5 separate regions of the Mus musculus genome follow, and all the other regions are linked to region 3. The links are chromatin loops, found by intact Hi-C in ENCODE. Cell type or tissue: heart. All regions are shown on one strand. Each heading gives the region's core, and the rest is flanking DNA. Links, peaks and the distances in the headings are about the cores only.

What was found. Peaks named below come from ENCODE experiments on the same cell type or tissue, not always from the same donor. Only the 100,000 strongest peaks of a DNase experiment are listed, where the experiment ranks them.
Region 1: it touches region 3 in a loop (6-fold over the local background); 20 of 42 quality-filtered maps call a loop at or near these places.
Region 2: a loop joins it to region 3, with 2.5 times the contacts of the local background. A loop is called at or near these places in 6 of 42 quality-filtered maps.
Region 4: it touches region 3 in a loop (3-fold over the local background); 2 of 42 quality-filtered maps call a loop at or near these places.
Region 5: it touches region 3 in a loop (6-fold over the local background); 11 of 42 quality-filtered maps call a loop at or near these places.

What each region holds. Positions count from the first base shown.
Region 1 is chr4:133,754,830-133,760,842 of GRCm38, forward strand. It overlaps a transcript of Arid1a not described here. Among named protein-coding and RNA genes, the nearest start is that of Arid1a, 3.9 kb to the left of the region's middle. In heart, for the core only: a CTCF peak has its summit at 2,728; DNase peaks (open chromatin) are centred at 2,062 and 2,702; H3K4me3 peaks cover 2,693 bases; H3K27ac peaks cover 2,794 bases.
Region 2 is chr4:133,907,397-133,913,409 of GRCm38, forward strand. No RefSeq gene overlaps it. Among named protein-coding and RNA genes, the nearest start is that of Rps6ka1, 23 kb to the left of the region's middle. In heart, for the core only: no CTCF peak of the experiment used is centred there; a DNase peak (open chromatin) is centred at 3,575; H3K4me3 peaks cover 1,705 bases; H3K27ac peaks cover 1,690 bases.
Region 3 is chr4:133,668,385-133,674,240 of GRCm38, forward strand. It overlaps Pigv (phosphatidylinositol glycan anchor biosynthesis, class V), which reads right to left and starts at 4,263. Exons shown (of 4, transcript NM_178698.5): 1 at 3,935-4,263; 2 at 1,354-1,476. The coding sequence starts at 1,431. In heart, for the core only: CTCF peaks have their summits at 1,621 and 2,928 (motif pointing right); DNase peaks (open chromatin) are centred at 2,957, 4,057, 4,147, 4,987 and 2 weaker places; H3K4me3 peaks cover 2,867 bases; H3K27ac peaks cover 2,081 bases.
Region 4 is chr4:133,964,056-133,970,068 of GRCm38, forward strand. Hmgn2 (high mobility group nucleosomal binding domain 2) reads right to left here and starts at 3,936. Exons shown (of 6, transcript NM_016957.3): 1 at 3,740-3,936; 2 at 2,902-2,946; 3 at 2,711-2,740; 4 at 2,374-2,424; 5 at 1,896-1,991; 6 at 684-1,518. The coding sequence starts at 3,754. The coding sequence ends at 1,483. Dhdds (dehydrodolichyl diphosphate synthase) reads right to left here. Exons shown (of 9, transcript NM_001362959.1): 9 at 4,973-6,013. In heart, for the core only: a CTCF peak has its summit at 3,204; DNase peaks (open chromatin) are centred at 3,256 and 3,946; H3K4me3 peaks cover 3,381 bases; H3K27ac peaks cover 2,323 bases.
Region 5 is chr4:133,771,341-133,777,353 of GRCm38, forward strand. It overlaps Gm30019 (a long non-coding RNA gene), which reads right to left and starts at 4,434. Exons shown (of 3, transcript XR_003955286.1): 1 at 4,202-4,434; 2 at 3,418-3,634. It overlaps Gm29942 (a long non-coding RNA gene), which reads left to right and starts at 3,723. Exons shown (of 3, transcript XR_390817.4): 1 at 3,723-3,851; 2 at 4,046-4,209. In heart, for the core only: a CTCF peak has its summit at 3,478 (motif pointing left); DNase peaks (open chromatin) are centred at 3,431 and 3,741.

The DNA.
Region 1 (6,013 bases), core at 523-5,522, 87 kb after region 3:
GACTGACCATTGTTCAAACTATCGGTTCTCCCGTGCCCTGCCCTCATTAGCCCTCTCTGACAAGGCCCTGGGGGCATGAGGTCTGGATTATCTCCCCCCCCCCCATTTTACCAACAGACTGAAGGGAGGGGACTGCCCAGGTCACTTAAAGTCAGAGGGCAGAAGTGTGTGGCTATAAAAAGTGGAGTGAGTGGCCGAAGCCGCATCTTGTCTACTTAGCCAGAGAAAAGGAGGAAAAGAGAAAAGAAAGGCACTTACGTTGTGAACAAATCCAACCACCGGATCAGATCAGTGTCAGGAGGTTTGAAAATCAAACGTGGTCATCCCACCACTTCTCTTAAAATGGTGGCTACTGATGCGTTGGGGGCTTAAGACAGTCCTCCAGGCAAACCAAGCTCCATTAGCACTTCCTAAGGGAACCTAGCTCACAATGGCCAGTAGCCCAATCTTCAAAGGCAAGTACCTTGGAAGACTGTAAACAGCCCACAGAAGAGGCTCCAGGGACTGAAAGAACCTCTGTTCAAAAACCACTGCAGAAGAGGGATGCAGAAAATGGAAACCATTTTCTCTATAAAGAGAGAAAAAGAGCCTAACAGGTCACACAGAAAACGGATGCCCCTCAGATCTGCTGTCTATCCTAAGGTGTAAGACTCCTTGAAGTTTACCAGAGACCCTAAGGCCAGGTTTATCTGTGAAGATCAAGGCATTCGCGGAAAAGCTCAGAGTTGTCCAGACCTACAGGCCTCACCAGTTCCACAGCAGCCTTTTCTTCTCAGGCAGGCCTGGAATGCTCTGACAGGGCAAGCCAGGAGAAACCAGAGGGAATTCCAGCGTCTCACCAGGACCAAGACTGCCTTGGGAAAGCATCAATGACAAAGGCCTCTTTTCCTCCCAGATTTTATAAATGGAGACTTTGGACCACAGACCATTATTTTAGAACTTGTGGGCTCTGCAGGCCCCTGGAGTTCTGATCATGTCATGGGTCAACAGAAATAATTCTGAAAGGCTAAGTCATTTCTTCTACCCCCAAGAAAAATCAAGAACACCCCACATTACAAACCTTCCGTAGTAAACTGAGAATGGAGCCATGGCCAGAGCCCCTCTGCTCTCCCATCCCCCAACCAAGAACCAAACCAACCTGCCAAGGCGATGGAACTGGCTGGTATGGACCAGTTTTCATTCACGGCCCTCAGAAGCACAACTCTAGTGGTGCATTAGGTCCTAGAAACCAAATTATAGGCTGCCTCATAAATGGAGCTTTGCTATTTAATCAACTGCCTCGGAGCTGCCAAACAGTCCTGAGTCCCGCACACAAATGAGGAATTTTTTACATGCAATTACCCTGCCATTTTCCTCGGAACTGGGGTGTAATGGGAAACCTGGAGCCCAGTGAAAATCTGGAAGCGAGAATGGATTTGTCTTCAAGGAAAGTCCACATGGCCTTCTTCCATGGCCGTGCATATGGAAAGCGCCAAAATCCCTTTCCCTACACGTGGTCACGCTGTTTTGAAAACAGTCACCATTTTAATCTAGCAATGAGGCAAAGTGCATAAAAATATATCCACCTGGGTCAGGAGAGGTAGTGTTTTTCTTCTTCTCTACTTTTCTTTAAAAAAAAAAATCTCAAATCCTTAGAGTCCCTTCCTCTCTAAGATCTACAACATTAACCTAAGACTGCTGGGCTGAGGAACTTTCTTAGAAACTGGTCCATCCGCTTTCCCCAGGGGCACTGGGAAGGAGAAGGGGGAGGGGAGGAGCGGGCACGTGGCTGGCCCGAGCAGCGAGACCCCGACTCGGGGCCGTGGGTCCTCCCCTCGGTGGGTATTTTTCCCCCACAGCCCCTGCCTTTTCACCCCACACCCAGGCAGCTCAGGAATCCCGGCGCAGATTATAGGGTTAGGACAGCGCTCTCCTCTCGAAAGCGCCTCTGCCACCGGCAGCCTGATGGCAAATATGGACTGAATCGTTGACATGGAAACCGGACTAAAGTCTCGTTCGCTGGCTCTCACAGGAGAGTTCTTATCACCAAGCCGGGCAGGACGGCAATCGGCAAAAGTGGACTGGATCCGGGGCCGGGCGGACCGGGGGCCGCTTCTGGGCGCCGGAACTCCGGCGGCAGCCACAGCCAAGGAAAGGGGGCTGGGCTGCCGGCAGCAACCGGCTGAAAATGGCAGAGGATGTGCTCTCATTCTCTCTGGCTGCACAGCGTGCATGGATTGGGCCTGAGAATGAGGGATGAACCTATGAAGATCCCACACAGTCAACTGCAAAATGTGGAAGCTGGGCCTGGAGGCTTTGCTAGGAGAAAGAAACGCTTGCAGGGAGGACAAGCCCTTCTTCCTCCCTCGCAGTTTGCTCACTCTAAATGTCTGAAACACGAAACTCCTCAAACAAACAAAAGGTCGGCCTCGCCTGCCCCGCAGACCTCTCTCCCTTACTGGACTCGGGGCAGGACGCTTGCTAGCAGAGGCAGAGGGAGGGTTCTGCCTGCTCCGGGCTGAGACGTGCGGAGCCGGGCCGTGGCCCCCGCACATTCCCGCCGCGGCGCCACAGCAGACACCCAGCCGAGCGCTCTCAAGTGCGAGCTGGAGCTGCGAGTTTGAGCAAAAGGGCAACTGTGTCAGTTGACGGAAGCCAGAAGCAGAGTTCAAAGCCTGGCGTGGATTTCCGTCTGGAGCTGTGTTTCTTAAAGTTTGTAACTCCGTGTGAAGAAACAGCCCCAGCGGAGGCTTTGGGATCAGTGTGAAAGTCTAGCACAACCATCTGACAGTGAGCTGCAAAACTTTGGGCTGCATATTAAGCGAGGAAAGTGGATTGAAGCTAGAGTCAAGGCAATTCATTATGCTCCCGGCTCGCAGGCAGGAGCGCTAAGACACGAACTGGATTGTCGCGGGGGAACATGGAACGGAGTCCGAATGGCGCTCCACATCACTTCGCGGTAAAAATCGTGCCCAAGAAGCCCTAAGAGCGAACCGAACCGGGTGGCTTCCAGCTTCAAAAGTTCGCACACTGCTTTTCTGGTTCACTTTTCCACTCACCTCAAAGTCTTAAAACAATTTGGGAGATTCTAATTTTACAAAATAAATAAATAAAAGACCCATTTAAAGAAATGTTCATTTCTCAATGAGACTTTTTTTTTTCCCTCTGAGCTAAGGCAAAATAGCCTTGAGCATAAATCCTTCGGGTGTTTGTGTTAACATAAGAATTACCTGCTTGGCAGTGGTGGCACACGCCTTTAATCCCAGCACTTGGGAGGCAGAGGCAGGCAAATTTCTGGGTTGAGGCCAGCCTGATCTACAGAGTGAGTTCCAGGACAGTCAGGGCTACACAGAGAAACCCTGTCTCTGTCTCAAGAAAAAAAAAAAAAAAAAGAATTACCCTCACCATCAGCTCCCTACCAAAATGAAATAAACATAAAATAAATGCAGTTCTGTGGTAGGACCCTCATGGATAAGACTCTAGGGTTTGATTCCCAGCAATGCTACAAATATAATCATAAGATAACATAAGTAAAATACAGGTCCATGCTGATTCTGGTCTGTGGAATATTTCAAATAAAACAACTCCCAAGGTCAACCTACAGAAACAAAGCAACTCCATCTTTCACGCTCTTTTTGTTTGTTTTTTGTTTTTGTTTTTCAAGACAGAGTTTCTATGTATAGCTCTGGCTGTCCTGGAACTCACTCTGTAGACCAGGCTGGCCTCAAACTCAGAAATCCAATCTACCTGCCTCTGCCTCTCAAGTGCTGGAATTAAAGGCCTGCACCACCATGACCAGCAGAAAATTTTTGTCTTTTTTTTTTTTTTTTTTTTTTTTTTTCCAGAGCTGAGGGACCTCTAGCACTGAGCTAAATCCCCAACCCAGGCTCTTAATACTACAGCTAACCCTTCTGGCTCATTGGCTCATCCCACTGCTGAATGACTTTTTTTTTTTTTTTTTTTTTTTGGATAAGATAATAAAACTACCATATATATGGTTTCTTTTGTTTGTTTGAAATAGGACTGGAGCCCAGTGTGGTAGCATAATCCTTTAGTCCCAGGTTGATCTATAAACTGGAGGCCAGCCTGGTCTACAGAGTTGAGTTCCAAAACTGCCAGTGCTAACCAGAGAGGCCCTGTCTCAAAATGGGCTCGTGCCCATAACACACTTGTCCCATATTAAACCAATGTAAACTGATTTTCTTTTGTGCAGTAAAGCCTAGTTAGGAAAAACTTCACTGCATATAGTGTAATCTGAGGAGAGAAAACACTAAGGCTGAGGGTGGAGAAGGAAATCAGAATAGAGGGGGAAAAAAACTCAAGCATCCCAGGGGGTCTTCTCTCAGGCCCTTGTTTGCAGAGTTTCCTCACATGGCCATCTTACTGAGGTGGGACAGAGTGGGGCAGTTCCTCACAGCAATTCTGGAATGGGGCTAGAAGGAGTCTTCTGTTCCACCACACATTCTGTAGAAAATACTTAGAAGCAAAACCGCAGAAGGGTTGTAGACAAAATGGAGGGAAGAGGGCATGTACTCTGAACCAGGAGGGGCGGCTGGAAACACAGATGCTTCCCTTGTTCTCCACAACACAACCACTTCAAGAGATTCCCCCACATGATGCTCATAGGCTTTTAATGGTAGAATCAAAGACAATCTAAAGGGACCTATTAAGCATAAGACAGGAAGTGAATGGCCCTGGGGGACAAGCATTCTGACTAGCTTGGACTGGGTATGAACCCATCTATAACTACTAAAAAAAAAAAAAAAAAGAGTCTGACCTCTGTGGTGGTTGTGATGGGAGTGGCACCCCGCTCCAGGGAATGAGGAACTTAACAGGGACACCACAGAACCCTGTCGGGATATAGCTTCAGGCTTTGGCACCTCCCCACATCATCCCTTGTGTCCCTAAAATTTCCAGAAGCCCCCAGAGGGGTTGAGATATGAAAGCAGCTACTGTGTCACCACCTCACCACCCGTGAAGAAGTGTGCTGTGACACTTGCCGCCCTGCTAGAGGATGGAAGCAGGTGAATATTTTCAGCTGCCCTGTGCAGTGGATCCTTCAGGAACCATGTGCGCGCATGCACACAAACTCACACTCATACACACACTTACACTCTCATACACACTCAACTCAAGCACACAGATGCTCGTGCCCATAACACACTCGTACGTAGTGACATTCATACATGTACACACTCATCTATAGGGATACTTATACACACTCACACACACACATACACTCAAACACAGACACTGTCACAGACACTAATACACATTTACACTCACACACTCAGACACCCACACACCAGCACATTGTATGTTCATGACTAGAGCCCATCTGCAACAAGAATACACAATGCTAACGTTAGACACTGTGTGTCCCAAACAAATAGAAATCTAGAGTACACATGATGGGCTGGAGAGTGAGCCAATGGTTTAGCAACATACGAGGCAAGCTCTCTACCACTGACCTGCTACTATATAACACTTTTTACAATTTTCAAATATATGTTAAAATATATTATTCCACTTTTAAAATATAGATCCCAGCATGGCTAGTCAACTTAGGAACTGTGCTGTAGCCTCAGCCCAAAATAACACGTACACTTTTTTACTTTTTTTTTTTTTTTTTTTTTTTTTTTTTTAAGTAATCTTATTCCTAGCCGGGCGTGGTGGCACACGCCTTTAATCCCAGCACTCGGGAGGCAGAGGCAGGCGGATTTCTGAGTTCGAGGCCAGCCTGGTCTACAAAGTGAGCTCCAGGACAGCCAGGGCTATACAGAGAAACCCTGTCTCGAAAAAACAAAAACAAACAAACAAACAAATAAAGTAAACTTATTCCTGAACTCGGTGTCGCACACCTTTAAGGCCAGCACTCGGGAGGCAGAAGCAGGTTGATTTCTGTTAGCTCAAGGCTAGTTTGGTCTATACAGTGAGTTACAGGACAGATAGGCAGAGCTACAAGGTGAGACACTGTTTCAAAAAAAAACAAAACAAGCCAGGCGTGGTGGCACATGCCTTTAATCCCAGTGCT
Region 2 (6,013 bases), core at 465-5,464, 240 kb after region 3:
TTGCTATACCAACACAGATGACTTTGAACTCCTGGTCCTCCTGCTTCTGTCTCCCAGGTACTAGGATTACAAACATGAACCACAATGCTTGGCTCCAGCAGTTATTTTTCTCTTCTTCTTCTAAAAATAATTAAATGTATTTATTATTTATGCATATGCATGGGTGTGTGTGTAGAAGTTTGCGTGCAGATGAGTGGGTGTGCTTAGGAGTGTGTATGTGGTGGTTCACAACTGTCTGTAACTCTCATTTCAGAGCATTTGACACCCTTTCCTGACCTCCACAGGCACGTGGCATGCACACAATACAATTACATGCATGCAGGCAAACATTCATACACACTAAAAGAAAAAAAATAAATTTTTAGAGAAAGAGTACAAAGTTCACATGCCTAAATAAACCGGTCCGGTTTCCTCCCCTAATAACCCATCTAAGCTCAAATGCACAGACAAGAGGCAAAAGCCTGCACGGGAGGCTGAGGGGTTTGCAGGGCTGGCATTACCCAGGGCATCTTGCAGCAGACAGATGCTCAGAATCCTAAGACTTCCTCCACGTCCCAAGTTGCCAGAGCAGTTCTAGAATGCCCTGCTTAGTCTCCCCTCTCTGAGTCGCTAACCCTCCTGGCTCTGCCACTGCTCTGCCACCCCTGCTCTGCCAGCAGCTTTTCCTGAGTGGGCCTGGGAGGAATCCCTCCAGAACACAGCAGGCTTGTGCTTCATGTCTACCCCCTTCCTTGGCAATTGTCACAATATGTTTCGAACCAAGGCTGGAGGAGGAAAAACGATGAATATTTACATGTAAATATTTTTGCCCTGTTGCACAGAAATAAAGATTGGAAGGAAGTCAGCTGAACACTAACAGGAAGAGACCAACAGAGGCATGGAATCAGATAAAGTTGGGCCGGGTTCCGGGCTGTGCCATTCCGTCCTAGCTGTGTGACCCTAGCAAGGAACCCTCCCTGGACAACTTTGTCCAGACCCCAGATTCCCACTGCATGAATTACTTAGCATTAACCAATCCATCCAGTATAGTTTACAGAATAAACTTGTATTCTCGGTACTTGGGAGGCTGAGGCAGGAGGATTGCTCGAAGTTCAGGGCCAGGTTGGGCTACATTGTCAGTTCCAGGTTTAATTTGGGTCACACAGACTATGCCTCAACATAATAAGACAATATCAGCTGGTCCAGGGTGGTGGCAAACACGTTTCACACAAACCAGCACTAGGGAGTCAGAGGATATTTGTGAGTTCGAGGCCAGCCTGGTCTAAAGAGGGAGTTCCAGGCCAACCAGGGCTACACAGAGAGACCCTATCAACCAAACCAGAACCAAATAAGCAAGCCAATGCAGGCTGGAGGAGAGCAAGTAACCAAGGAGACTTAATCTTGATGACTTTCTTGGTTCTTACCAATATTCCCTCTAAAACTGTTGACAGTGATCACGTAGTTCTGTTATATTGTTATAAGCACAGGCCCAAACTAAGAGTTCATTACTGGTGGACTAACTGAATTGTAAATGTTCATTTTCTGGAAATACCGACTCTTTAAATAACAATCCTATCTATTATGTATTGACACAAACACAGGACAGTATAGATTGAGTCAACCATAGGCATGTGACCTCTTCTTATTTATATATGTAGGATCTCTCAAGCCGGTAAACACAAAAATACTGTGTGTGAAAAAAAAAAGTAAAAGGATGAGGACTTTTAGTTCTACAAGGCAGTTCATGTCTTTAATCCTAATGCTCGGAGAAAGAGGCAGGCGAATCTGAGTTCAAGGCTAGCCTGGTCTACACAGTGAGAAATCCCGTCTCAAAACAAAACAAAACCTGAAAGTTCTCTCTCTTTTTTTTTCAAATTTTTTATTAGATATTTTCTTCATTTACATTTCAAATGCTATCCTAAAAGTCCCTATACCCCCACCCCCGGCCCTGCTCCCCTACCCACCCACTCCCACTTCTTGGCCCTGGCGTTCCCCTGTACTGGGGCATATAAAGTTTGCAAGACCAAGGGGCCTCTCTTCCCAATGGTGGCCAACTAGGCCATCTTCTGCTACATATGCAGCTAGAGACACGAGCTCTGGGGGTACTGGTTAGTTCATATTGTTGTTCTACCTATAGGGTTGCAGACCCCTTCAGCTCCTTGGGTACTTTCTCTAGCTCCTCCATTGGGGGCCCTGTGTTCCATCCTATAGATGACTGTGAGCATCCACTTCTGTATTTGCCAGGCACTGGCATAGCCTCACTTTTTTTTTTTTTAAGGCATGATTTCTCTGAGTGCTCTGTAGACCAGGCTGGCTTCAACCTCAGAGATCTGCTTGCCTCTGCCTCCCAAGTCCTGAGATTAAAGTCCTGTGTCACTATGGCCGGCTTAAATTGGTTTTTGTAAGGTTAATTTTTAAAAAGATTTATGAATTAGAATTACATTTTAAATGTTTTAACTTTCGCTGTGCCAGGGCCTCATATTAAAAGGGGGGGGGAGGAAGGGAGGGAGGGAGAGAGAGAGAGAGAGAGAGAGAGAGAGAGAGAGAGAGAGAGAGAGAGAGAGAGAGAGAGAGAACGAGCGAGCAGGCAGGGTTTATTGGTACGTCCAGTCTATGCTGAACCCCAGAAAACAGAAAGAAAATGCATCTCCCTCCTATCCCTGGTGCACTTCAGTTAACAATAGCATTCAGTGTTAAGTTGCTGAGGCTGTCCCCCAGCCCTCCCTGTAAGGGAAACTGCTGGAGTCACAAACGGACTCGGGAGAACTCACCTCTATCTGTCTAGCTTGCTTGTTTTAGGTTTTGGATGCTTGTTCGGTTTTGTTTGTTTTAGTTCTTTAACACAGGGTCTCACTTTGTATTCAAAAAGCCAGGAACTCACTATGTAGCCAGGGCTGGGCTCCAAGACCTTCCCGCCCCAGGAATGACAGGCATGAGCCACCATGCCTGGCAACCTAATCTTGTTGAAACTGAAGATGAAGCGCTCATGAGCCTCTCTGTTTGGCTGGGTTCTGAGAAGGGCATATCCTGCTGTGAGTGGCGGGAGGGTGCCGCCAAGTGACAAGCCTGGGCAATGGCTGGAATGTTAAAGCGTGGATGACACACCAAGGACCTCCGACTAACTCTATAAACCAAGGACCTAGATCTAGTCCCAGACTGGGCCCCAGGACTGTCCTGTATGTCCTCCCCCAAGCCGCGTTCCGACACATGGCACGACTGGAGCCCATTTCCGAGATACCCTAGGGCCAGCATCGAGCACCCAAACCCACCAAGCCACGTGGTGCCCTGTAAATCAGCCCCGTGCTCGCTTGGCTTCCGCGTGGCTACTGCTCCCATCACCCCGCGCGCTCCCCAGATTATGACCCCGCCCCTGAGGGGGCGTTCCAACCTGAAGCCCCGCCCACACACGTGCGTGCGCGTGCTCCCTGGGCCTCCTGGGACTGGCGATAGCCAAAGCTGGTCCCTGGGAAGCTTGGGTCTGGTGTCGGCCTCGGTGAGGGCTGTGATGGTCGGGTCAGAGCCGTACATGAGCTGGGCGGTCCTGGGAGAGGCTGTCGTGTGTCGTGGACGACGTCAGATCAGACGCTTGGAGGGGAGCCTGTGGGAGCTTCCAGTTTCGGGCCCAGAGGACCCAGTGCGGTCACTGGCTCCCACGCACGCGCGGAGCTCAGCTCTGCGTCGCCCCCGTGCGGACAGAGGAAGCAGTGCCTGCCTGGCACCCGAGGACTCCTCTGGGCTGCATGCGACCCAGGCACGCGTGGCCACCTAGGCGATCTACTCTCCAGACACCGCCCCCTTCCGTTGATGGACCGGAGGACGGTCTGATGTTGTCATGGCGACGGCTGACCAGTGATTTCCTCTAGCTACTGTGAATCTTACTCTGGACAGAGAGAGCACTGGAGTACGGTTACCCAGCCTCCTTGCTGTGTCCTCAGTCAGTAATCTAAATAGATGAGAATTGATCCCTCCCTAAAGCAGCAAGGCCTTGAACAACAAAGCAACCTTTCCTAAAAGCCTGCTTACCTAGTGAAATCAAAGATCAGTGATAATAAAAGTATTCTTATTCCCAGTTCCTGAAAGTGGGTAATATTTGGACCAGCGAGATGGATCAGTGAATAAAGCGTTTGCTGTGCAAATCTTAGGCCCTGAGTTTGATCCCCAGAGTCCATGCAGATGTAGAAGGAGAAAAATAAGACTCCAGAAAATTGTTGTCTGACCCTCATTTGCATGTAGCTGCATCTCCAATCCCGATAAAAATAAATGGAACAAAAAAATTAAGTTGATAAAATTTAATGAGGCTGATTAAGCTGGGTTCTTACAGAGTACCTTTGTATACATGGTAACTGCGTTCCTTACCAAATTAAGGAGTAGACACTCTTATGTAAGAAGGAAGTTTAGATTCAGAGAAATAACTTGTCCAAAGTTATACTGCGGATGTAGCTCAGTGGTAGAGCACTTACCCAGTGTGTGTGAAACTCTGTTTTCAGTCCTTGGTACAGCAAAGTCAAATACAATGGTAGGCTAAGTTCGTTGTAGTTGTTGTTGTTGCAGACAAGCTCCTATTTAGCCCAGGTTGGCCTTGCAGGCATAGCTGATCTTCAACTTCTGATTATTCTGTTTCTATTCCTCCACCCAAGTGTTTTGCACGGTGTGTGCCACCATGCCCAGTTTGAGTCAGTGCAAGGGATCAAACCCAGGGCTTCATGCATGCTAGATAACACTATCAACTGACCTGCATTCCAGCTTATATCCAGTTCTTTCTTTTAATAAACAATAGCATCATCCTGTTTCCTGCTACCCAGGGGACTTCCACGAATTTCCACGGGTGGAGTTTTCCAGAACTGCCACGTGCAGGATCAGGTTGTTCTTAGCAGACACACATTGCTTTCTATTGGGATTTGTGGTGGTTTGAAAGAAATAGGCTTATAGGGAGGTGTGGCCTTTGTTGGCTTTTAATCCCTATGCCAGTGTGCTGAGGGGTGAATGCTGAAGGATGTGTGGATCATTTAGAAAGAACATTCTAGGGCTAGAGAGATGGTTCAGTGGTTAAGAGCACTGACTGCTCTTCCAGAGGTCCTAAGTTCAAATCCCAGCAACCACATGGTGGCTCACAACTATCTGTAACAGGACCTGATGCCCTGTTCTGGTATGTCTGAAGACACCTATAGTGTACTCATACACATAAGATAAATAAGTAAATCTTTAAAAAGACCATTCTAAACAAGAGAGAGAATTGCACACATAAAGATGCAGGAGCCCAATGTGATAGTGTATGCCTGTAATCCCAGCTCTTACATGGCAGAGGCATGACACTCTTGGGTTTGTGGCTAGTCTAGGCTACAAAAGGAGTTAAAAGGCAGCTTTAACATGTCTCAAAAATTATCCAAATTTTATGACTTTAATTCCAGGACTCTGGAGGCAGAGAGGCAGGCAGATTTCTGTGAGCTTGAGGCCGGCCAGCCTGGTCTACAAAGTAAGTTCCAGGATAGTCAAAACTGCCTGAGAAACTCTGCCTCAAAAAATACCAAAATCAATCAATCAATCAATCAACCAATCAATCAATTCATCTAAACCTAAAAACCAAATGAAAACAAAGAAGTAAGAAACCAGGACTGTAGTCAGCAACAGAGACTTACTGTATCAATAACTACAGGAAGAGGGGAGTGCAGAAGAAGGAAAAAGGAAAACAGACATTTCAGAATTCAAGTATACTTGCGTTTCCTTTGAGCAGGAGATCCTAACATTAGTCAATTGAGTATCAGCCTAATGAAGTTTACCAGAAGTGACAGTAATTTTAAAATCATGGGTTAACCTTCTTGATACTGTTTCAGTTAGGATTTCTATTGCTGTGAAAAACATCATGACCGTGGCAACTTTTAAATATTATAAGTTATAGATACTGTATATTTATATATAATTAATAATTAGATTTATTATTGGGCTGGCTTACAGTTCCAGAGGTTTAGTTCATTATCATCAGAGTAGGAAGCATGGAAGCTTGCAGGCAGACTTGGTGCTGGAGAAGGAGCTGAGA
Region 3 (5,856 bases), core at 1-5,000:
CCAGTGAACAGGGAGTTAAAACCTTCAGAGAGTAACTGTCACTGATAGAGATGCCAGCGACAACGGAGGGGAGCTAGGGCTATAATCTGATAACACTAGCATTACAGCTGGAAGGCTAAGGAGAGAGAATGAAATCAATTTATTGTTATATGTCTTTCTGCCTCATTAGGTTGTCAGCTACTTGAGGGAAAACATGACCTTTCGTTCACAATTTAGCACAGTTTGGGGAATAAGTACTTACTATAATTTTGGTGGCTGAACTTCAGGGGTTTGGGGAAATAGAGTGTTTCCACGCTCACAGTGCCTGAGAGCCCAGCTGCCCTGGCTGCCCTTCCCAGCTGCTGACTTGCTCCTCTGCTCCTGCCAGGAGCTCAGCTGGTGCTGGCTCAGCCATCACTGAGTCAGGCTCCCCAGCCCAGCGACAAGAGCACAGCTCACTTAAAGGTTCTTTCTCTTCTTGTCAGTTTCCTCATCAGGCCACTCCAGTGAAAAGAAATGGGATGGGGTGACAATCACAGGTAACAGTACAGGCCACCAAGATGAAGACTCTTTAATGCCCAAAGTCAGCAGAACCTGAAGTGAGCATAGAGCAGGGGAGGAAAGGCTCAGAGCGAGAAGCTCAGAGCGGGTTAGCAGTGGGGCGGAGGGGGACAGAAAAGGTTTCTACAAAGGAAGGAGTCCCAGGTACGAGTGACATAGACACACATCATTATGTCAACTCAGCAACTCTAGGGTGGTGACCTCTGTTCACAGTCATATACTTGGGACTTCAAGTACAGAGCAGTACACTAGGCACCAAATAATTCACATATGTGCAACTTTCATTAAAGTATGTATCAAGGCAGCCTGGGGGAGGGGTTGGTAAAAGGGCAAAAAGACTGAGAACTGAATGCTGGAGACAGCAAGGAGAGGGACTCAGGACTGTGGATATTCATAGATGGTCTCAGAACTTGAAAGTGGCTCCTCTCTCCCACTCAAGTAGCACAGAACTTGAACTCCAAGAAAAAAAGAGCCCTGTGTGACACTGTGAACGGTCACACACACCTTAAAAGTATCTCGGTTGGCAAGACCATCAGATAGCTAAGGCTGTTAGGAAAATCTCTACTTTGGGCAGGGAGCTAGGGGTCTTTAGCTTTGGACAAATCATTTAACCTGCTGCTTCACGTGTAAGACACATGATCGATACACAGTTTAAGGCTCTTGCCCACTTCTCAGGTTCCAGGTCTCAGCCTGTATGTGATCACCCACATGCTGAAGCACACCAGGAAGTAGGGAGATGAGGACCACTTATTCTCCATTGCTAGCTCAGTCACATGGCAAGTGCATGCTCAGGGGAAAGGATCAGAGACTGACCTGTAGCACTAGAGTCAGGATGCGGCAGTTTACTGCGAATCTCAGCACCTCTTTCTGGGATGGGTCCAGGAGTCCCATCCTCTCTCTCACCACCAGGACTGAGCTTCCTCCGGCTTCTAAATTCTAACACCCAAGGGAGAAAAGGTCACACACAGGCCAAAAGCAAATCAATAACATTTTCTCCAGGGGAATCACCCACTTCAACATGGCCATGGCAAACAGAGCCACCTGGCTTCCCGGTGGGAAGACTATCCTGAAGGCAGCTGGACCACTGGGTGTCACTCTTGAAGCACTCTAGGCCAGTCAGTAAGTAACACACAGATAAGCACAAGCTGGAAAGCTAAGCTCACAGAACTTTTAAAAGCCCGTTGAAATGCTTTTATGTAGGACTCAAAGACCCGGGTTCAAAGCCCAATTTTGTCACTTGCAAGTTCTCCCTTAGTCCCTCTGAGAGTCAGTCCTGTGTGTGTAAACCAGGACACTATTCTCTACCCCTCCGATCTCACCAACTCGTCATCATGGTAAAATGGACTGAACTAAAAGGTACCGCACAAGTCAATGCCGTGGCTGCTATTATTTACCTGTGCCATTTTCCCTTTTGCCCAGAATAATAAGCGAATTCCCAAACCAGAGTCCCCAAAGTGGGGCACAGAACCATCCTAGAAGCCCGTAATTACTACACATGCCAGCTTCACTCTCTGATGTGTGTTCAGCTGGTCTGTTAAATTAAGTGGAGAAGGAAAAGAAAACCACTGCTCAGCAGGACTCCGGCCAGCTCCCACTGCTAAAACAAACTCGGGGAAGACAGAGTCTACCACTCGGGACGGGGTAAACAGCCATTTCCCATCTCCGCGGGAGTGGCGGCAAACTCATACAAAAACCCAGTGCCATTCTGAGGCACAGAATGCACATCAAGGCATTTCTTTAAAAACACAATTTAATAGCAGTCACAGCTCTTACTGTGTTTAAGCAAGGAGAGGAAGAGCCCCGTCTTTCTTCTCTCACGTGGCTAACACCCTCTAAACTTTTAGGCTACACTTGCTTTCTGGAATTTTCTGATCCCACCAGACAGCCCTATATTCTCACTGCCTCATGCTCTGCCATCTTTATCTTCCTATCTGTTCCTTATGAGGACGGGGGCTTTGTCTCCTAACTCTATTATATCCCAGGACCCAGCATGTAAACAGACATCTGTTCTCCCAAGTGCACGAAGTAGCAAGGACAGGATAGAGAATCGTCAAGTTTTCTGACGCTAGAACTAAGATCACTGGTCCAAGCATTTCTCCCATCGTGTTTCTGGTTAGAAAGCAAGATGGCCCAGCGGGCAAAGGCACTTGCCACTACAGTGACCCATAGGCTGAAGATGAGAAGACACTCCCACAAAGTTGTTCTCTGTCCTCACTTAGGTGTGCCAAGGCGCACCTGTAGCTCCACACATATATACATAAACATATGCACATAAAATAGAATTAAAAAAAAAAAAAGCAAATGACAAAGTCACAGAAAGCATGGGAGAAAAGAAAAAATTCTCCGCCAAGGGAACAAGACTGGTTAATAGCGGTAGTACCCCATCCTCGGCACGAGGGGGCGCCTGCTGCTTACTTCATCACCAGGAGACCGGGAGAAAAGGAGGCCCCCTCACCTCCCAACTCCATGTCGGTTTATTTAGGACAATTCAGTTTAAAGTTAAGCCGCAGGAAACAGCATTTTCTGACTACCCACGATATCTCCAACACTGGATTCACTAAACCCAAATAAATGACAGAAACATGGACACCCAACTCAAACTCAATCAATCTCTCCCTCCCTCCCTCTCTTTTCCCTGGCCTCCAATCCGCACGCACAAAGGAGGCAGAGAGAGGAAAAGTACTGAATCCACCTCTGCATCTTGATTCTCAGTCCTTCCCTCTTTCAAACTCTGGCATCAGTGGCCACAGGAGATGCAACCCACACTCAAGTTAAACAAAGTAAAATCAAGACAGTCAATTATCTCTCTAGCTATTTTGCCAACACCCCTTTGAAAGAAGCCCCTTGCCAAATCAGACTCTTAACTGGCCGGATGCTTAGAACCAACCAGTTTCATTTTTCTTTAATTTACCCGTGAAATAGGCTCCAGAGATCTCATTAGACACCAGTAAGACTGTGTAATTACCATCGCCATTTTATGGATGTGAAAACTGAGGCTCACTGGAGCCAAGTGACACGCCCACCACTTAAAGCTCCTCACGCACTGCTTTCTAAAACCTATGTCCACAGTCAGGAGAGCTTTTTGCCATAAACAAAGGGTATGCATTCCTTGTCCAGCCAGGACATCCAAGGCTTAGCCCAGAACTTTCTCCAACTGTAGCACATGTTGTTGCTGGAAGCTTATGGTGATGGGCCCTAACTGGGAAAGATCTGTTGAACTGGAGTCCTGGATTTTCTGCGGAAGGCTAATACTCTCAAATGGGTGCTGCGTTATGACCCAGAGGCAACGTGGAGCGAGCCGCCTCCTTCTGCTAAGCCCTGCCATACTGGGAGCCCGTTCCAGCCTGCTCTTTTCGGACACAGTTCCTACCCAGGACGGGACAGTGACCCTCACCCCAAGGGAGCCACGGCCCAGGGCTTCGTCCCGGGGGAATCGCGGGGCCGGGCCAGGCAACGGGGCCGGAAGCAGACGAGGGCCGGAGGCTGCAAAGGAAGAGGCGGCGCCGGAGGCTGCTATGGCGGAGGGGCGGGGCTCCTCGCTTCTCTACAGCCTCCGCCTAATTTCTCTCGGCCTGCGTTTGACAGCTTCCCTCCCCGGAGGACTCCAGAGTTGCAGAGCTGGCGCCGGATCCTCCGCGCCCGCGCGTCCAGACCACCCCCGCGGAGCTCCAACTTCAGCGCCTCCATCCGGGTCCCGTCCGTGCCGCGCCTGCGCGCCGGCTCGGCCGACGGCGGCCCCGCCCCGCTCCTGCCCGGACTCGGAGCGCCCCGCCCCCCTCCTCGGCGGCCATGTTGACCCCAGCTAGGGCGGGGGCCGAGGCGGCGGCGGTGAGTCGCACCTTCCCGGCGTGGTGACACCTGAGGAGTAGGCCTCTTGACTCGCCAGCAGTTTGTGCGCGGGCGCTGCGCTCCCGGGTCGGGGCTCTCACCCCAGTCCCCTGCCGTGAGCAGCCTCTGACTTCCCGGTGTGAGCCGAGGCTGGACCCGGGCGCTGCCCCAGAGCCACGCGTTCTCTCGGTGTTCCGCCACCCCAGCTCAGCACAGGACCTGGCACACGATAGACAATATGAATAGGCAAAAGAAAGCCTTCTTGGGGTTTTTGTGGCAAGCAGCGGTACCCTGCAACTGGATGAGAAGAAAGTAGGGGAATTCCCCCTGCCTTTCCCCTCCTGGCAATGAAGGACCTCTGCCCTGCGACAGTCCTCTGTCCCACCTCAGATGACTGTATGGGACGAGGAAGGAAACCTCAGAGAACACCCCCGAGGATTCTCCCTCAAGCAGTTTCTGTCGCAGGAACTGGCGCCAAAAAAAAGAAAAAGAAAAAAAAAAAAAAAAAAAAAAAGGAAGCTAATTGAACAAAACCGCCTGTTGGGGAGGAGCGGCCAGTTGGTACCCCTGTAACTAACGGAAACTGTTAGAACAACTTTGCACCCGCCTTAGAGGAAACAGATAGTAAATCCTTCTCCGTTGGTAGATTTCTCGTTTCTCAGGATTCCAAAGCCTTGTGTGGTTTCAGTTATCTGTCCTCTCAAACGTAGCTTGGGTCTAGGTTAACCTCTGGCCACAGCCCTGGCTGAGGGAGGGGTTTATCTTCTGCAACAGCCACAAATGTGGGTGGGAACAAAGAGATGGGTCTCTATCTCTCCAAGCAAAAAAAAAAAACAAAAAAAACAAAAAAAACTAGCCTTCATCAGTTCGGTGGGGGCCAGAAGCTGTGTCTGTCTATCATCTCAGGCCCTGGGATGTCAACTGCCCCTTGGATGTTTGCGTGTAAGGTGGATAATGTATAATTTAATGACTGGTAAAGAGAAAACAGGAGTTTCCAAAGTCATTTTTCCTCCCCCCCCCGCCCCCCGAAAGCATTTGTTGCCAGTCCTGTGAGTGAAATGTCAGTGCCTCTCTAGGCACACTTGTGACTAGGGCCCGAGGTTGTGACTTGACTTTCTTACAGTCTTCGCAGCACCCTGACCTTAAAGAAACCATCCTTGCTTCGTGAATTCACAGGGGAAAATGGCATGCAAGCTCGAGGTTCTGTCTGTCCAATAAAGAATCCCTGCAGAATCTGCTTGTAAAAAAGGCAGGGGTCCTTTTGTGAGAAGTGAGAGTGTTTGTTGAAACACCCTTCCTTAGGAGGTAGAACTTTGACTAGATCTTCAGTCGCACTTGGCTGCAATCTCTCCTTCCTTCCCTTCCCTTCCCAGCCGCCCAACCCCCTTCTCTTCTGCTGTTTCCCGTTTCATTTTCTGGCTTCTTCTCCTACAGAAGAAAAAAAAAAAAAAAAAAAAGGAAACTGAATCTTGTGCTCTCAAAGCCCTG
Region 4 (6,013 bases), core at 601-5,600, 300 kb after region 3:
GCCAATCTATGGGAATAGAGATCAAAGTTGAAGCTCAACACACTTATCCCATTATTTGGCAACAGTGACCTGCAACTGGGAAAACTACCTGCCATGACACATGGCGGCAATGTCTACTTGGTAACTGGCCCAGAGACTGCCACAGCTCATGGAAGAACTGCATGCAGTCCATGGTTAAACGATATTTACAATCTGAAGAATGGTACTGAACCCAATTATAGCTTCAAGTTTTGCTCAAGCACCAACCTGCTAACCATAACCACAGGCTCCCCTCTCTGGAACTGTCCCCAAAGTCAGAGTGAATGTCCCCAAGGTACAGGTCCAACATTCTTTTCTTAAGATTCAATATATGAGTACACTGTTCCCACCGTCTCAGACAGAAAACCCATCCCAAAGCTTTAAGAAGTTAACTGTTAGCTTGACCTTGATACAAGAACACTGCCCCAAGAAAGGCCAACAGCACTCTAGTCGGTCTAGGTGTCCGCACCAAACTTGGCCTGCCAATCAATCTCTACACGTCCTTGAAGAACCATTTCCCAAACCCACTCCCCAGTCTATTTCTGGGAAGCATATATATATACCCACCTCCACTTACCACCATGTGACCAGATCCAAGAGCAATGGATCAATACAAGAGACCTGGAAGGCAGGTTCCCCAGTGTTGGGAAAGATCAGAGGCAGCATTCCAAGCCTAACTGTAACCAGCTTTATTAAAGATTCTTTTCATAAACAATCATGGTATTTCAGGCAGGACATGGGCAGACAATCAACAATATACAAGAACTTCCAAATTCCCTTCTTGTATAGACTACCAAAATCAGAAAGCCACTATAAAACCCAATGAAGTCTTCATTCAATGCTTTGAAAAGGGGGAAGTAGCTTAGAGTGAGGGTTGACATTTCACATTAAGGATGTTGTTTTAACAACTTTTCACAAGCCGACCCTGACTTTTAGGCAGAATTATCAATCTGAAGATCCACAATCTTTTATAAAAGGAACCAGTGCTCTTTTGAGAACACTCAATGAAGTCACTGCAAAGTCCCCATCACTCAATGGACTGGGAAACCAATTTTGGGGGCCCGGTTCCAACAGGTCTCTGGTTTTTAAGGGAATTAAGTCTATGTTGATAGTACAGGGGGAAGAGGATATAAAAGTGAATTTATAGTTTCCCCAGACCACAAGGCATTGTTGTGCCTTGGTGGCCACCTAGGTCAAGACCAGGATCTCTCTCCTGGGAGCCAACAGGAGCCTTCCAAAATTATCAGGGAAAGAGGTTTTCTGTCCTCAATCCAGCTTGGGAGAGATTTTGTTACTGACACATGATCCTTCCCCCACCCAGTAATGAAGTGTTCTGTGTGCTAACAATATAGCTTAAAAAAAAAAAGTAAAACGAAATTCTGCATTTTTATAAAACTTGATAAAAAATAGTATTTCAAACTGTACAGTCACCAGAAGTACACAGTTATCAAAAATGCACACACATCACTTGGCATCTCCAGCACCTTCAGCTTTCTGTGCCTAAATGAAAAACAGATAAAGTCAGTATGTACACCAAAATTTATCTGCTCATAGTATTATATGGAATCATCTTGTTTCCGGGCTAAAATCCAGGTCTTGGGTACTTAAAAAGACCCCATGCATGCACCTGAAGAACAGACCACTTGCCAACCACCCCCCTACTAGAGAAGACCAAAGGTCACTCCCAGCTTTAAAACTCTATGGTACCAGCATGAGTGACCTATCAGGACAAGCTTTAGGTTATGGTAGACCTCTGAGGATTTCAGGCAGGAGGAAAATCACATCTAATGCAGTGTGACACAGATATAACAGGTAACAAGAAGTTTGGCTATCACTAAGTGCAGGTACACCCGACAAGAAACGAACAGCCACTCTACCTGGTCTGTTTTGGCATCTCCATTTTCTGCAGGATTATTCGCATCCTTCCCGGCGTCAGCTTTCCCCTTCTTCCCCTTGGGTACCTTCTCTCCCTTCTAAAACCAAGGAAGGATGGATACAAGAGTTTGTTAGCTTGCACATCTTATGTTACTGTGACATAACCTACAAAGTTCTACAAAGAGGGCTTGTCTATATCCCCTCTACTAAGCTAAAATAAATTACAATTTGCAGTCCTCCAGAGTTGTTCAAATTATAGGACAGCTAAAAATGCTTTTTTAAAGGTCAATTGTAGTTTTCTATAACTGCTGCCAAGGACACTAACAGGACAAGTTCTCAGGAACAAGGCTATCAATCAGAATAGCATAGGGCATCCACTAAAGGAGTCATCTCACGTTGAATTAGGCTAGGGTGGGGAAGGACAGTTCTCTGAAAATTCCTAGTCTAGAATTAGCACCGCGGTGTCTCAGGCTGGCTTACCTTCGCAGGGGCCTTTTTAGGTTTGGGCTCTGGCTTTGGAGGAGCAGGTTTCTTATTTTGGAAAAGTGGGGGAGGGAGAAGAGGAAACCATTAGTACCACAGACCCAAGAAACAACCCATCAAACCACAGCTTAGAAAACTAGTTCTCAGGATCACCTTTCTTTTACAATGTAAAAGCCATCTTTCACTTTAGTCTTAAGCATCAGAACGTGGGACAACAGCAAACACCTCTAGATGTGCAACAGCCACCATATATAATGCAACGGGATCACAGAGATCCGCCCCCAAGTGGTTCCCAGTATCAGGTAAAGATCAGGAAATAGACGCATACACTTACAGCAGACAACCTCGCAGATCTTCTCTGTGGCTATTAAAAAAGAAAGTAAGAGGAATAAGCACAGGTCTCCTCACTAGTCAGCTTCACATTAAAGAAAAGTTAATGAGACAATTCGTGGTCATTTACTACCACAGAACCTTGGTAGCTACTACGCAAGGCTTTGTGCGTTGCCCTCAATGGATAAGACTCACCTCGTCCTTCACCTTGGTTTTGTCTCCTTTAGCATCCCCTTCAGCCTACAAAATGATAAAAAGACCAAAACTTGTAACCTCGGAGGCAAATCTCAGAGAACCGGAACTTAACAGCAACCGTCAGACCCCATTCTAAAAACGCATACACCCAAGTTTTATATAAGAAGCCTTAACGGGGATAAGGCCCAACTAAAGTCCGAGACGCACGGAAGACCGGGCAGGCTGGCCGCAGAGCGCGGGAGAAGCTGGAGCCTGGCCCCACAGGCGCTCGGAGCCACCAGCGCCAGGCATTAACAGCTGCAGATTGTGCAAACAAACCTCTCCGGAGGCGGCGCCTGGCGCCGTTGCCATGGCAGCCGTCGAGGGCGGGAGCTCGGGGAAGCCGTGGGCGGGGGCGCGCGTCTCGTGCGCCCGGAACGTGGGCGGCCGGGGAGGGCGGAGCCACGCCGCGGGCCCGCCCCTCGCGGACGCAGTTTTGGCGGCAGCGCGCTCCCCCGCCCGCCCAGCCGAGCGCCGCCTTCCCGCCCTTTCGGGTTTGAATCGCCCGCTCGTTCGCTCGCTCGCCCGCGGGAGGAAGGGAGGAGGGGAGGGGGCTGCCGGTGGGGGAGGGGGCGCGGGCGGCCACAGGGAGCGGGATAAACAGCTGCCAACATGGCTCCTCCTGCTACCGCCACCGAGCCTCCAATATGGCTTCTGGCGCCCGCGGGCAGCGCGCCTCGCACGATTCGCCCCGCAGCCGGACTCGGGCTGGAACCTCGCGCCGCGCCCGACCTACCGCCGAGTCCCGAGCCCGAGGCTGGCGGTGGTCCCGGGGCGCCCGCGCGCTCGCGCCACGTACCTTTCTTTTGGGCATGGTGGCGGCAGGGGACGTCGGCGCTGAGCACGGGGATACAGCGGCGCGCGGGTTTGCTCCGTCCGGGGGTCGTCCTCGCTGCTTCCTCACACTGCTCGGGCTCCGGGGGGTTTATAAAGTTTTTATAGCGCTGGGAGCCCCGGACCGGTTAGAACCGGATTTCACCTCCCGTCGCCGCTCATTGGCCCAGTTGGGGTCACGTGGGCGGGGTTTAAACTCACCTCCTCTGGAGTGAGGAGGGGGTGCAGGGGGAGGGCGCTCGAGACGGCGGCGCGCCTTGGGGGAGGGGGCGCGCCTCGGAGTCGGAGGTAATAAATGAGGGGCGCGCGAGGCGGCAGGCTTGGGGTTCCGCTCCCGCCCAGACCTGGCTTTTGCAAACTACCAAGTTCCTTCCACCTTATGCAACCCTTCTACCCACTTCTCCAAGCCGTGCGACACTGGGCACATCTCGGCCGCTTTCCTTCCTGCTCCCGCCGGGGCCCCAGCAGAGGGGTTTGTGAGGCCTGGCCGCGCCGCCCAGCTCCAGAGGCGGCGGGAAGCGCGCCGGCCGCAGCCCCGGGGACCACGGGCTCCCGTGGGCTGAGAGCCGGGAGGCTAAGCTTGGCGCAGTCGGACGTGCATCCTTTTGAGTTGCCACCTTGGGGAGTCCCTCGGTGTGCTCACCTGGAAAGCAGTCCACGGGATGTGGAGGTGTGGGCTGGGAGGGGAGACTTTCCACACAGGGATGCCTTTCGGGTACAGCGGGGCAGGTAGGAGCTGTCCTTTCAGCACCTACTGCTGAGCCGCCTCCCCAACGTTAAACAGCCCCCCAACATCTGCCTGGTAGCTTCCTTAAATCCCCTCTGGCCCCTGTCACAGAATGGTGGAGAAAAGCCGGCGCCCCAGCCCGGGAGCACGCCCCTCCCACTCGGCTCTCTGGGTCTGGGCTGCAGCTACCCAGCTGCCCCCACTCAGCAGAGGCCATGGAACCTGGGCTTTGCAGATGCCACAGCTGGCTAAAGCCCGCCTCACACACCATCGAGCTGGCTTGCTCTCGGTTGCGTGAGGAAAAGGCGGTTGAAGGGAAGCGCCGGAAGATTAGGAAACAAGTAGATGAACAGGTGTGATGGCAGAGGGGCCCTTCCAGGCCACCCCCGCCCAAAGTCCGGCCTTCTAGAGCTAGCTGAGTGCACCCGATGGAGGGGGCCAACTGCAGCAGTAAAGCAAAACCTTCTCTCGTTTGCAGTTACCACACAAACCTTGTATCTCAAAAAGAAAATTTTAAATTCTTTTTGACATCCATAACACAACTGGCTAACATCTGCAATAGGGTGTTTGGTGCTCAGGCGGAAGGCACAAAATAGGTCCCATCTTAATTTCTGAGGCAAGGGTTGAAGCTAGTTTGTAATAGCCATGGCAGCAGAAAGCAGACATCTGCGAATTCAAATCAAGCATTTTTCAGCCTTTGCCTCTGGACAACAGTGGATCTGCCTCTCCTTTCCACGCCCACAGTGGCTCCCGAGGCAGCCATCCTCCACCCCACCCTGTGCACCTTTCCCAGAATACAGGTCCTGGGGCTGGAAGATACCAGCCCCATTAATCACCGCTACTGTACTCCAATCTTAAGAGAAAGTCAGCCAGGCCTCAACAGCCCTGCTTGCCCGGCAGATTCCGTTTGCTGCCTCCAGCCTCTCATTCCCGCCTTAATTGTAGGGCTCTGTATTATAGCCACATAATTCATGCCTCCCTAATTAAAGCTGTCAACAGCCTCATTGTAAAGCTGGAAAATGCACAGCACCTGCTCTTGGGGATCTCTGTGCCAGGGATTGCTTTTGGGGAGTGCCAGGTGTACAGGGGGCCTTGCCAAAGGGTGCACTGATTGGCTCTTGGTTTCAGTGTCAGGCCTTTTTTGATTCTGATAGGAAGAAGATGGCCAAAAAGTTCACCAGTGCCAGGCATCTGGGCACAGAAATAGGGATGGGGAAGAAGGCATAGCGCACGTTTTGGGGAGGGAGGTGCTGGGGGGAGGGCTTACAGACAGCATGAGACCAGAGTGACATTTGGTTGGTGGTTCTGGCTAGTACTCACAGCTCAGAGACACCTGAAGCAGACTAGCTCAGCAGAGACCTTTCTTCAGAGGTCATCTTCTCTCCTCAGCCCATGGGGAGGCCAGGAAAGGATGCAATCTTGCCTCTTTCCTGATGGGGAAGAGTTGGCCTCACAGGCTGAGAGGGCTAGAGTAAGTTCTGCCATGCAGAAAGCAAACTGTCTCAGGGCCTA
Region 5 (6,013 bases), core at 565-5,564, 100 kb after region 3:
CCTTCAAAACCAGTACCACCTGGGTGACTCTTACCCAAGTCCAGCCACAGCACAAGGTACAACCTTGGCTATCTCTGGAACACAGCCTCTGTGCTCTCAGAATACATTTCCCAGATTTCACCTCAACGATGCTGGTCTCTTCTTAATCACTGCTAATTTCTTAGCTCCAGCTAACCAGCATCAATAGTCCCAGTAATGCAAAGTTTTGCTTTAGTAGCTCTGGTATCTTGTCAATCACAGCTGATTCTTCAGCCCCAGCTAACCAGAACCACAGACTCTTCACAATCAAAATAGCAAAAGCCCTGATAAGAGTCTTTAATCTTCTCTCTGAAATTTCACAAACCAGACCTCCATCTTCTGCACTGTTCTCAACATTATCTTCCAAGCTCCTACACAACATCTCACAGAGTTCTTAACAAGGAATGGATCTTCTAGCCCAAAGTCCTTCCACAGTCCTCCCCAAAACATGGTCAGGTTGTCACAGGAATACCCCACTCCTGGCATCAATTTGTCTTAGTCAGGGTTTCCATTCCTGCACAAACATCATGACCAAGAAGCAAGTTGGAGAGGAAAGGGTTTATTCAGCTCACATCCCTCCATGACCTCTTTATCAGCTCCTGCTTCCAAACCTTCTTGAGTTTCAGTCCTGACTTCCTTTAGTGATGCACAGCAATGTGGAAATGTGAGCTAAGTAAACCCTTTCCTCCCCAACTTGCTTTTTTGTCAAGACTTTTGTGTAGGAATAGAAACCCTGACTAAGACATCGGGAAACACTCAACTATGAAGTTAACTCAACCCTGACCTCAAAGAAACTTCCATACTACTGAAATATTAAGAGGGAGAAGGTCAGGCCGGGTGTGGTGGCACATGCCTTTAATCCCAGCAGGAGACAGAGGCAGAGGGATCTCTGAGTTCGAGGCCAGCCTGGTCTACAGAGTGAACCCCAGGACAGCCAGGGCTACAGAAAGAAACCCTGTTTAGAAAAACAAAACCAGGCCAGGTTTGGTGGTGCATGTCTTTAATCCCAGCACTCTGGTGGCAGAGGCAGAGGGATCTCTGAGGTTGAGGCCAGCCTGGTCTACAGAGTGAGTTTCAGGACAGCCAGGGCTATACAGAGAAACCGTGTCTCAAAAAAAAAAAAAAAAGAAAAAAGGAAAAAGAAAAAGAGGGAGAAGGTCTAGAAAAAAATATGCTCATGACTTTAGGTTCAAATCTTAGTACCAAAAGAAAAAGATAATTATGGAATAAAGTAGTTATGGAAAGGAAAATAGTAGAGTGTCCATGTCCCACAAATAAGACAATAATAAAGCTATTATGTATGAGTCATATTGTCTCTACTGTTCACATAGTCATTTGATTGACAGATAGCCCTGTTCTACAAAAAAAAAAAAAATCAAGGCTGATATAGACTAATCATTACAAAATAACAATAATAAAAAATACACCAGATTCCTCTCTCTCTCTCTCTGTATCTGTCTGCCTACCTGTCTTGCTGTCTCTGTCTGTCTGTCTGTCTCCTTTTATGTTTTGATGGAGACTCTCTGTAGCTGGGCCTTGAGCTCTCATTACCCTGTTTAAGCCTCTCAAGTATAGAGACTGTAAGTGTCCACAACCTCACCTAGCTAAAACTCTACTTTCTTAGAAATTAGGTCCTGGGTTTTTGTTTGGTTTTTGGTTTTGTTTTTTGTTTTTGTTTTACACACATTTAAAAATAGAGACTAAGCCGGGCATGGTGGCGCACGCCTTTAATCCCAGCACTCGGGAGGCAGAGGCAGGTGGATCTCTGAGTTCGAGGCCAGCCTGGTCTACAAAGTGAGTTCCAGGACAGCCAGGGCTATACAGAGAAATCCTGTCTCGAAAAACCAAAAAAAAAAAAAAAAAAAAAAAAAGAGACTAAATTATACAATATTACCAGTGTCCTTTTCTATGTCTTGCTAGTATTAGTGCGTGTGTGTGTGTGTGTGTGTGTGTGTGTGTGTGTGTGTGTGTGTGTGCCACTGTGTGTATATGGAGGTCAAATGACTCTTGGGAGATGTGCTATGGTGAGGGATGGTCTTTTTCTAGATGCACTGCTGCTCCAGGCTGGCTTGCCCATGAATTTCCAGGAGATTGCTCAGCTCCCTGCAGATGTGCTGAGGTTAGACCACTTAGGGTATTTCCTGTAGGTCCAGAGGTGCAGCACAAGGCATCAGGCTGACAGACAAGCGATTATATCCATACAGCCATCTCCCCAGCCCAGGCCCAAAACCTTTTTTTTTTTAAAGATTTATTTTTATTATTTGTGTCTGTCTGTGTCTGTGTGTTGAGTGAATATCATATGTGTGTGAGTGCCTAAGGAGGCCAGAACTCCAGGTCCGTGGAGTTAGAGGTATGAGTAACTGATATGAGTATTGAGAACTAAACTCTGGTCCTCTGGAAGAACCCGAAGCACTCTTAACTGCTGAGCCATCTCTCCAGCCCAAGCCTGAAATCCATGTTCCTTGGGCCTCCACTTCCAAAGCACTTGGTTGGATTATATATGAGCAACTGGCTTCAGAGTCATTATGTAGCCCAGGCTAGCTTCACCTTGTAGGGATACTCTTATGTAGCCCAGGCTAGCTTCACCTTGTAGGGTTACTCTTATGTAGGCATTGCAGATGTGCTGGCATTGCAGATGCGGGCTGCTATGGCTGCCCTGTTCTTTTTGTATTTATCACACTTATTTATTTGTTTACTTTATTGTGCATGAAGACATAAGAGTGTCCAGGTGCAGGTATCAGGGTCATCAGATAAACTGTAGGAGTCCGTTCTCTCCTTTCACTGTCTCTGTCCCAAGGAGTGAACTTCACAGTAAGTGACTTACATATGGAGTCACCTTTCTGGCGTTTGCTTGTTTGTTTGTTTGTTTGTTTGTTTTAAGTAACAGCACTGAGATATAATCACCATCTCGGGCTGGAGAGATGGCTCAGCAGTTAAGAGCAGGCACTGTTCTAGAGGACCTGAGTTCAGTTCCCAGCACCCACATTAGGTGGTTCAAACCACCTGTAACTCCAGCTCTAAGAGGTGCCACACCCCTTGGCCTGCTGGGTCATCTGCACATGCCCAGACACAGACACACAAATATAAAGAATTTTTTAAAAAATGATGGAAATAAATTCTTTAAAAAACAAAACAAAAACCAATCTAGTCCTATCCAGAGTTTCAGAACATCATCACCGTGCAAAGAAACCCCTTATTTTCAGCAGTTTTCTACAGCTCAATGCTGCAGTCCTACTTCCGGTCTGTGGAGCTGCTTATCACAGACATGTCATATAAATGGGAGCATACCATGTATGTTAGACAGCCTCCCCCTTCCACTTCTCCATAGGCTAAGGATGGCGCCTTCTATTGAGTTTCCTTTTGCCGTCTTCTCCCTGGGACTTGAGAGCTCCAGCTTACCTGGCCCTTGGCCAAGCTTCCTCAGGCACATGCAGGGACTGCCAGTGCTGCCACCTTATGCCCGTTTCTTGAAGTAGTGGACAGTGGGTCAAGCTCTCTCTCCATCCAAGACTCCTGCTCCTCCGTATTTCTCTGGCAATCAAGGCTGTGTGGCCCAGGACACAGTGTCACCAGGAGAGGTCAAGGGTGTGCTACCTTAGGATGATGTCCCAGGTGCCTGCAAAGGACCAAGAGAGAAAGAAGCGTGTGTGTATTTGTGTGTGTGTGTGTGTGTGTGTGCATGCGCGCGCGCAAATGCATGCAGGTCTCAGGGGAACTCCGCCGCAGACACTCTCTTCCTGATTCTCTTGGCTCCCAGTGCTCGCCTCGAATCACCCCACTTTTGTTTCCCCATGTGACTCTTCAGGGACCAGGGAAGCTAACCATCTCTCAAGGTTTGTTTCCATCTGGGCTAATCCTGTTGCCACTTCCAGGGGTCACTATAGTGGTGTGTTTGGACATCGGTATGCATAAGTTATGCCTATTTTTAAAAGGGGCAAAGGCACTCTAAAGAGACTACTACCCATAATGCAGAGCAAAGGGAACAAGATTTTCTCTTCCCCTAAGTGGAGATGTTCTTTTCTCACAGAGGAAGCTCCCCAGCACTGAGTTTTTGTCACGAGGCGTATCTGAACTGAAAATCTTCCCAAGGACAGCTAGCGTGAAATGCAGTGAAATGTCACCGGATTCTGGAGCCTGCGTCTGCGACCCTCTGTGAGGTGACATGGAGGTGTCAGCAAACAACCTTTATAGGTTATTATCCATTGCACCATACTTCCGTAGTAACCTGAGTCTCCACTTCACATTCTCGCTCCTGGGAAGGACGGTTCAACTGAAGCTCACGTGCTCACTGCCGTTCTTTCACATTCTTTGGAAAAACGAATGAGTGTAAGACAGTTCTGTGGGTACAGCTAACAAGCATGAGGGCCCGAGTTCGGTAGCTGGGACCCCACATGGACGGGGGAGAGAGTTGACTCCTGCCAGTTGTCCTCTGGCCTCCTCACACAGAGACAGGGTCTCTCTACATAATTCTGACTGTCTTGAAATTCACTATGTAAACCAGGCTGGACTCAAACTCAGAGATCTGCCTGCCTCTGTCTCCCAAGTGCTGAAATTAAAGGTGTGCACTGCCACTGGCTGACTTAAAGGATGACTTTTAGAATAGTTTTTCTCCTTCCAGTGGGTGCCAGGATCAAACTCTGGCTATCAAGCTTGCGCGGCAAGCTCTTCACAGGCTGAGCCAACGTGGTGACCCATGAAAGTTATTCCTTTCTCTGTTCCTGTTTTTGTTTTCTTGTTTGTTTGTCTTTTCTTTTCTTTTCTTTTCTTTTCTTTTCTTTTCTTTTCTTTTCTTTTCTTTCCTTTTCTTTTCTTTTCTTTTCTTTCGAGACAGGGTTTCTCTATATAGCCCTAGCTGTCCTGGAAATCACTCTGTAGATCAGGCTGGTCTTGAACTCAGAAATCTGCCTGCCTCTGGGATTAAAGGCATGCACCACTACTGCCCGGCAAGACAGGGTTTTCTGTATAGTTCTGTCTTGGAAATCACTCTGTAGACCAGGCTGGCCTCAAATACAGAGCTTTGTCTGCCTCTGCCCTGCCCCTGCCCATGCCCTGCCTCTGCCCATGCCCCCCAGCCCGGCCCGGCCCTGGCCCCGGTGGCCAGGCTGGTTAAAACTCTGTCTCAATAAAAGAAGAAAAACAAACAAACAAATCCAAAAAAACCTCACCTTGAGCTGGGTGTGGTAACACATGCCTTTAATCTCAGCATTCTGGAAGCAGAGGCAGGCAGATCTCTGCGAGTTTAAGGCCAGGGGTAATGTAGAGAGATAGTCTCAAAGGAATAAACAAACAATAACAACAACAAAAGAATAGGAATGGACACTCTGGAAACTCACATTAAATTTTACAGTTTTACACATTCAACGTCAAATATGTTTTATGGGCTTATCCCCCACCAAAATTTTAAAAATCCGTTACAGAACTAGAAAAATAATTACGAATGAAATAAAATGTCATTTAATATAGAATTTAAATAATTTTAAATTCTAGTCAATATGTTTATATGTAAACAAATGTGCACATGGATATAGTTTAACAGGACGAGAGAACAGAAAGGCTAAACGTGAGGAAGGATTCGATGCACGGAATTGACAGGAGTTACGTTTGGTTTGTTTTCTGGGTTGTTTTTTTGAGACAAGGTCTCTCTTGTGTAGCTTTAGCTGTCCTAGCACTCTGTAGATCAGGCTGGCCTCAAACTCAGAGATCCTGCTGTCTCTGCCTCTTGAGTGCTGGGATTGTGTGTGTGTGTGCCCGTGCATGCACACGTGTACGTGTGCATACATGTGTCCCTTCTGAGGGTGCCCAGGGAGAGCAGAAGGGAGTGTCACACACCCTGGAGCCAGAGCTCCAGACTGCTTTGAGCCTCCTGTAGGGGTGCTGGGATCCAGCCACAGGTCCTCTGGAAGAGCATCCAGGGCTCTTAACTGCTGAGCCATCTCTCCAGCTGCCACCTGACTTCTTTATTGAGCTAGGGTTTCTCACTGACTCTGGAGTTCAT